3 separate regions of the Homo sapiens genome follow, and regions 1 and 3 are each linked to region 2. Evidence: chromatin loops called from intact Hi-C (ENCODE). Cell type or tissue: mammary epithelial cell. All regions are shown on one strand. Region 1 overlaps CNTN1 (contactin 1). Region 2 overlaps CNTN1 (contactin 1). Region 3 holds the start of CNTN1 (contactin 1).

Region 1 (2,500 bases), 77 kb before region 2:
CTGGTTTGGTTTTGTTTTTCCCTCTTGTTAAGAATGCCTTACTCCAAAATGTATGGATAGATGACGTGTTGTGACATTTACCCAAAAAAGAGTTTTATTTCTTGTTTTTTTAAAAATTACCCCTATACAATTATAGGACCCACTACATAAGATCCAAATAAAATTTACAAAAACTCTGTAAAACTGAAAAACACAGTACTATACGAGTATATTTGTCAGAAGTCATTGTTAATTAAAGTTTCTTGCTTAAATATCATGGCAAATGATTAATTCCTGAACATTTCTTTAGGATGAGAAAACAGAATTAATAAATATAAAGCAAGAGACACTAGATAAGTAAAATTCTTTAAGGCTACTTTTCAATTTATATTATTAGTGAACATATATTACTAGTGAATATATATACTAGTGAATTTATATTACTAGTGAATATATATGCACACACATACATATATACTATAATTCATAGTTTATAAAACATAATATATGCACTATAATATATAGGTATATCTACTTCCTCATGTATGTTTATTAATACTGTTTTTAAAAGTGTGTTTGCTAAATCATCTATCAAGACCAAGAATAGATAAGGACAAGTATGTTTTGGGAAAAAAAAGTATCACTTTATTTTTTTTAAAAAGAAAGAAATTTAGAGTAATGATGATAATAAGAGCACAGCATAAAATGCTACATTTTATGCATTTCAATTCTGCTACAATGTTGCTATATTATTTGGATTTCCTGTTGTCCAGGTGTTGTGCACAGAACTCCCAGCATTACAGAATGGTTTAAATCTTCAAAGCTGATCTAGTTTAGGTATAAGAGGAAACTCACACCTGAAGTTTTTCCTTAGGGAGGGGAAAAAAGGAAGGAGATATTACTACCTATATATCTTAGAAGTCTCCTGATGCTGAGTCATGGTGTTCAGTTCTGCTGAAATGCCTCCTGGCTGAGGTGGCTGATTAACAGCTAATAAAATGGAATCTAGAGGAAAATGAGAAAGAATGGAGGGGGGCAGAAACTTAAAGATATTTATTGCCTAATGACACACACTAAATTCTGAGTAATAAGTAGAATGGCAGTGCTACTTGTTGGATCTGGCTGAGTTGACAGTAGGAGAATAAAAGCTCCCGTGCTGGGTGACAAGATCATAGCAGTAGAATTAATGGCCTAACAAGGGGAGAGTGTATAAACAAAGGGATTCAAGAAGCACTGCCCTTGTACTTATCTAAACCTCTCTGTCTTCTTTCTAGTCTCAACCCAAGCCATTAGCCAATCTCATTTAAAAGACATAATGTTCAGATAAAGAATAGTTTCCAGATCACGTAAGGAAAATCTAGAATAAGATGTGCTCAGTTCCTGCTTCCCACGGTGGTTATAATTAATTTTTATAGGCTATCAATTGGGAGGAACCAACAAAAAATTGATGAGAATTTTTAAATATCTTGTTTGGTATATATGAGGCACCAAAATGAGTTTAGATAGTGATTATTATGGCAACATATAATCGTATTAGATATAATTGGAAATGGAGACTGAATATATTACAAAAATATATATTAAAAAGGAAACAGGGCAAATGGAATGAGAGAGTAGTGAAACATCAAACATAAGATTTTGAAAGAAAAATGTACTTAAACTGTAGTTGATATACATTATTAGTGACTCAAAATCAATGTATAAAAAATTCTGAAGTAACAGGTTTACTAATATAAGGGTTTATAATTTCTTTAAAAATAAATTTTAAGGGTGACTTAGAGTGAGAAATAATTGACAATAATATTTTAAAGTAGAAAGGTGTAATATTTCTTTATAGGGAATAAATACTGATAGAGCTAAAATATATTTGTACTTATGTTGTAATAAATTGAAGTAGAAATCTCTCTATATATATTGAGAGAGAGGGAGAAAGTATAGTGTATATATATATATATATATATATATATATATATATATATATATACTCTTTATCTGTCTACCTAACTATCTAGTTTTCTACTTAGTAACTACTATAAGTGATCTGTAACTACCATAATCCTAAGTGGTAGTTACATATACATATACATATATATATATATATATATATATATACACACACACACACACACTATATATGAAACATATATACTATAAGTTAATATATAGTATAGTATATATATTTACAGTATATATACTATAAATATATACAATACAGTATATATACTATACATATACTATATATACTATACATATATAGTATACTATATATACTGTAAATATCTATAGTATATATACTATAAATATATACTGTAAATGTATAGTATATATATTTACTTATAGTATATACATTTACACATATAATTAAATGTATATACTATATTTACTTAGGATTGTGGTAGTTACAGATTACTTATGGATGATTAGGAGGCCTACAAGTATTTGAAAAGAGGTAATATACCCATTTTCAACAAAGCAAGCTAATATGAAAATTGAGGAAATCAGAGCTTATGTTTAGACAACA
Region 2 (2,500 bases):
TGTGTACACATTTCAAAAATTTTCACTTAAGTCTATATGTAGATAACGATGTCATGCACAATCAAAATAAAAAGCTAAAAATCTTTCCACAGATCATGTAATTGATTTTCCTGTCCTCTAAAAGAATTGTTGGCCGGGTGCAATGGCTCACGCCTGTAATCCCAGCACTTTGGGAGGCCGAGGCGGGCGGATCACGAGGTCAGGAGATCGAGACCATCCTAACACGGTGAAACCCCGTCTCTACTAAAAATACAAAAAATTAGCCGGGCGTGGTGGTGGGTGCCTGTAGTCCCAGCTACTCGGGAGGCTGAGGCAGGAGAATGGCGTGAACCCAGGAGGTGGAGCTTGCAGTGAGCCGAGACTGCACCACTGCACTCCAGACTGGGCGACAGAGAGAGACTACGTCTCAAAAGAAAAAAAAATTGCTTTTCATTCTTCACCTCTATTAAACTGTTTATTTTCCTCTCTGCCCAATTCTGCCTAGGAAAATAAATTAATAAAAATTTAAAATTTCAGGCTTATATATATTAAAAAGGAAAAATATGTTTATCCTGGCCCATATATTACCATGGTCCAGGTAAAAATTTTGTCCAGCCTCTGCCAAATGCTAGGATTCTTGCAAATCAGGGAGTATATGTGTTCTCAAAATCCATTAAAAAATAAATAGACTCCTATATTTTTCTCTGACATAATAGTATGGTGCAAGCAATCAGTAGGATTTTAATGTTGCTGTTTTAAATATGTTCGACTATATTTATACGTTGAACACTACAACATGTGTTTTCCTTTTAAAATTGTTTTTCATGCTTTTTTTTTGTTTTGTTTTTTTTGAGATGGAGTTTCGCTCTTGTTGCCCAGGCTGGAGTGCAGTGGTGTGAAGATCTCGGCTCACTGCAACCTCCACCTCCCAGGTTCAAGTGATTCTCCTGCCTCAGCCTCCTGAGTAGCTGGGATACAGGCATGCGCCACTAAGCCAGGCTAGTTTTATATTTTTAGTAGAGATGGGGGTTTCACCATGTTGGTCAGGCTGGTCTCGAACTCCTGACCTCAGGTGATCTACGAGCTTCAGCCTCCCAAAGGGCTGGGATTACAGGTGTGAGCCACTGTGCCCAGCCCATGCTCTATCTTAATTTATGTTTTCATTCAATTCTATGTCATGAGATTTCAGTTATGCTATTATATATTCTTTTAAAACAATGATTTAATGTCTTTTCAAGATGAAACCCCTATTGTGTCATTATTGATGAGTGCTCTAATGCCCTAGGCCATATCATTCTTAAGGTGATCCAGTAAGCAGTGGTTGAGGCAGGAAGTCACCAAATGACTCAAATCTAAGAATGCAACACTCCTGTATAAGGCCCTGCCTACCGCAGGAAGGCCCATTCCCACCGTGCTGTGTTTACCATGGTTTCAGTGAAAATGATTAACACTTTTTCACGTTTAATAGCATACAGGTCCACACAACTATGTCATTGCACTGGCTTGTTCACATATCTGTGTACTCTTTTTCTGTGAACTTCTTAAGAGCAAGCAAACTGTGCCTTTCTTTTTTGAGTCTTCATAGCTACATGCTTAGTCACAGTGGTGGATTTTACCACGGAGATGATGAAACTTAAGTAGCAGGGCCCTTCACCTGCATGAGGCTATTCCAGGGTCCTGGGTGAAACTTTAGCAGTGTAATCACATGGTCGTACATGATTGCAAAATTTTTAAAAGCAAGATATTTTAATTAGACTGCTACATGGTTTTGTATTTTCGTTTATATTAGTAATTTTATTTTCTTCTTGTCCTGAAAGAAGGCTCTCCAAATGGACAATTTTGGCCCCACAAAACCTTGATTGTCCCCTGTTGACATGCAAGGAACACTTATTTGCTTTTTTCTTGAATAAGTGAAAGAAGTAAAAGGGATGAGGAGGAATGAATATTTTATTAATTAATATATTGTAACATTTAAAATTAGCATGTCTGGCAAAAATTTTCCTTAAGCCACTAACAGAAAATGCTAACATCATCACCCTTGTGTAATGTCTGTGAGTTTACAAGCTCTTATACAAATGTAACTTCAATTGAATCTTTGAACCAGGCCTTCCGTTAAATGTAACCTTCAATTAAAGTGAATGATATCAAAATGTTTACAACTGTGCTATTTGTAGAAAAGACTTATTATACTCAATGGTTACAGAGGAAAAGAAACCTAAACACATGATTGAGTGACACTCATGATTGCATTGTGTCAATACTAGGATGTCAGCTGAAGCCTTCTGATACTGACTCCAGTCTTTGCATTACACGGTGTTTACAAATATATTTAAATAAATGAAAACTTATTCTACAAACGAAAAGCATAAAGTCACATAGGTTAATAATGTTTTCCTCAAATGATGAACATTTCCAATTTCCTTCCCTTTCTTTCTTCTCCTCTCCTCCTCTCCCCTTCCTTCCCCTCTCCTTCCTTCTAATTCTTTCCTTCTTCTTCTTTTCTTTCTTGATGCAGGTGTTT
Region 3 (2,500 bases), 210 kb before region 2:
GTGTCCCAAGCCTGTCATAAGCTCTTTGAAGCTCTGTGAGAATGAGAGTTGTGTCTTATGCTCAGCACTTAAGATGGCTACTTAATTCAGATAGAAGAAGAATGTGGCTATTTGCAGGCAGAAGGCAACTTGATTCCTCACATGGTACTATATACTAAGACACCCTACACTCCCAGTTTTACACGTGGTAGTTCTAGCACGTTCCTTCATTTAAGGAGTCTCTTGAATTCCAAAATTTCCAGATTCCACCTGAATAAATGGCAGAGATGGCAACTGGACACAAAGTTATTTTACCCTGTTCCCTTCACATAAAAGGCAGGCTTGGGATCACTTAGGTTTGGGGGCATAAACATCCTCTCAGTGTCTGAGTACTAAAGAAATGATAAACTACTATCAATAGAAAAGTAACAGATCACTTAATTATCAATCAGTCTAATGGTGATTATTTTAAGACTTTTGCCACAAACTGAACTGCCCCAAAGCAAATCTCTCATGCAGTTTGGCCTTAATTTCTTTTACCCTTTTTTTTTTTTTGAGAGGTTATTATGCAGTGCTTTCCCGTTTAAAACACTGTTTCTACCAGGGAATATTAGGGGGTCTTCTGCATTACAGACTAAGCAATTCCGTCTTTTCTCAAGAAAAACTGCCATGTTACATCTGGACAAAAATGGAAACTTTAAAAAAAAACCTCACATCGTTTTATTTTCCTTTCTGTGTGTGTATTTTTTCCCACATAAGTATCTTATTATTTCCTAATCGAAGCTCATTCTTCTCTATGAGGCGCTGGCTTGGTATTTTCGCCTGACAAATCTCCCGGAGCAGATGGTCCCTTCAGGGAAGCTTCAGGAAAGTGCTGGGTGTCTAGTTATGCCTGGACCCTCCCTCCCTCTTGGGGCCCCAAATGACAAGTCATCAAACCAGTTTCTCTCCAGCAAGGGTCCTTGATCCGGTAGCAGCAGGTTTGGGTTTCAGGCACTGCAGAGACCCTTTGCAGTTGGGTTTAGCAGCTACCCAAGTCTGCAGCCTGCGCTGGTCCTGGGGGTGAGAGTGATATCCCTGTTGTCCAATCAGAGAAGCGGGTTTCCCTGTGGTCCCCGCCCCACTTTCCCTGCTGCCCCAATAACCGCCCTAAAAGGCCGGGCTTCTGCTGTCAAGTAGCCAGGGTGGGCTCCGCCGAGGCGAGGAGGGGCGCCGGTGGGGAGATGCGCTCCCAGGTGTTTGCAGCGGAAGTGGGAAACCTGTAGGGTATGGTCCAGCTGTGCCGCACCGAGGCGAGCAGGAGCAGGGAACAGGTAGGAAGCTGGACTTTTCCTTCTTTGCAGATAAAATAAAGAATGCGCATTTCCATGCTGTTGCTTCCCTTCCCCCAGCCCCGCCCAGCCCTCGTCACCCCCAAATCTCCTGTGGTCCCTGCAGCTCTCGCCGTGCGGCGCGGGAAGGACTGGGGCGGAGGTGGCTGGGGTGCGGGGAAGCAGGGGTGCGGGATGCCGGAGCCCTGGGGTGCCGGGCAAGGCAGGACGGCAGTGCCCTAGAAGAGGGCTCCGAGCTCGGGGTCTGTGTCTCGTCAACTTTCCTTTCGGAGGCTGCCGCCGCCAGCGCCGGGAACTCGCCCCAGGGATGCCATATCGCCTCGGCAGGGGAGGGGTGGGGAAGCAGAGAGGTCGGCAGCCCGGGGCCTGCAGGTCTTTTTCTCCCGACGCCGGCCCGCACCTGCTCATCTTTCCCATCCCACCTGGGCGCCTGGCTAGCGCATCCCGGAAAACCTGGGAGCGGTTGCGGAGAGGGGAGGAAGCGACTTGTTTGTCCCCTGACCCCTCTGTTAAGATCTAGCTCCCTTCAGGAGATGGGGGTGGGGAAGAATCCCTGCAACTCGAAGGGCACGTTCCGATTAATTACGTCTCCGTTGAGAAGGCACCGGCCCTTCTCCACGATCTGCGGCAGGTGGGAGGGAGAGACCGCGGAGCCACGGCCCCTTCCCTCCTAGCCTGGCGCTGTCTACGGGAACCACCTTCACACCTAGTTTCTGAAAGGTGGATTTGGCTTCAGGGATTTCCAGGGAGTCAAGTGATTGTGCCCGGATGGGCTCCGAGCGGCTGCGAGGCTGCCTCCCTAGGTGACCGCATCTGGGTAGTAGGTGTTGGCCCAGTGCCGGTTCCTGCAGGAGTCAGATTGCTGGGAGCAGTAGGCAGAAGAATTGCAGAGAGATCCGACGCTGCATCACCCTCTGGGACTGATGACACCCTGCTTTGAAAATTCCTGAAAAATTGGGATGATGGGAAAGAGGGAAAGCGGATAGCTGCGACCTTTCCTTATTTATTTATTTATTTTCATGCCAAACCGGGCATGGGTATTCGTACGTGTGCTTGTGTGTGCACATCTCCAAGGTGGAGCTATATATAGCTCCTGCATACCCAGCCCGGCTTCCCTGCTGCTGAGCCGGCTGCCTTGGCCTTCTCAAGCAATCTGGAAGCACTGAGTGGGCGGGGCAAAAGGGAATCCA

What was found. Peaks named below come from ENCODE experiments on the same cell type or tissue, not always from the same donor. Only the 100,000 strongest peaks of a DNase experiment are listed, where the experiment ranks them.
Region 1: it touches region 2 in a loop (3-fold over the local background); 3 of 110 quality-filtered maps call a loop at or near these places.
Region 3: a loop joins it to region 2, with 4 times the contacts of the local background. A loop is called at or near these places in 2 of 110 quality-filtered maps.

The regions. Positions count from the first base shown.
Region 1 is chr12:40,828,873-40,831,372 of GRCh38, forward strand. The region is part of intron 1 of CNTN1 (contactin 1); the gene reads left to right. Among named protein-coding and RNA genes, the nearest start is that of CNTN1, 140 kb to the left of the region's middle. In mammary epithelial cell, no CTCF peak of the experiment used is centred here; a DNase peak (open chromatin) is centred at 969; H3K27ac peaks cover 1,145 bases.
Region 2 is chr12:40,905,863-40,908,362 of GRCh38, forward strand. CNTN1 (contactin 1) reads left to right here. Exons shown (of 24, transcript NM_001843.4): 2 at 2,495-2,500. Among named protein-coding and RNA genes, the nearest start is that of CNTN1, 210 kb to the left of the region's middle. In mammary epithelial cell, no CTCF peak of the experiment used is centred here; a DNase peak (open chromatin) is centred at 1,399; H3K27ac peaks cover 1,724 bases.
Region 3 is chr12:40,691,301-40,693,800 of GRCh38, forward strand. CNTN1 (contactin 1) reads left to right here and starts at 1,139. Exons shown (of 24, transcript NM_001843.4): 1 at 1,139-1,292. In mammary epithelial cell, no CTCF peak of the experiment used is centred here; DNase peaks (open chromatin) are centred at 1,071 and 2,101; H3K4me3 peaks cover 1,641 bases; H3K27ac peaks cover 495 bases.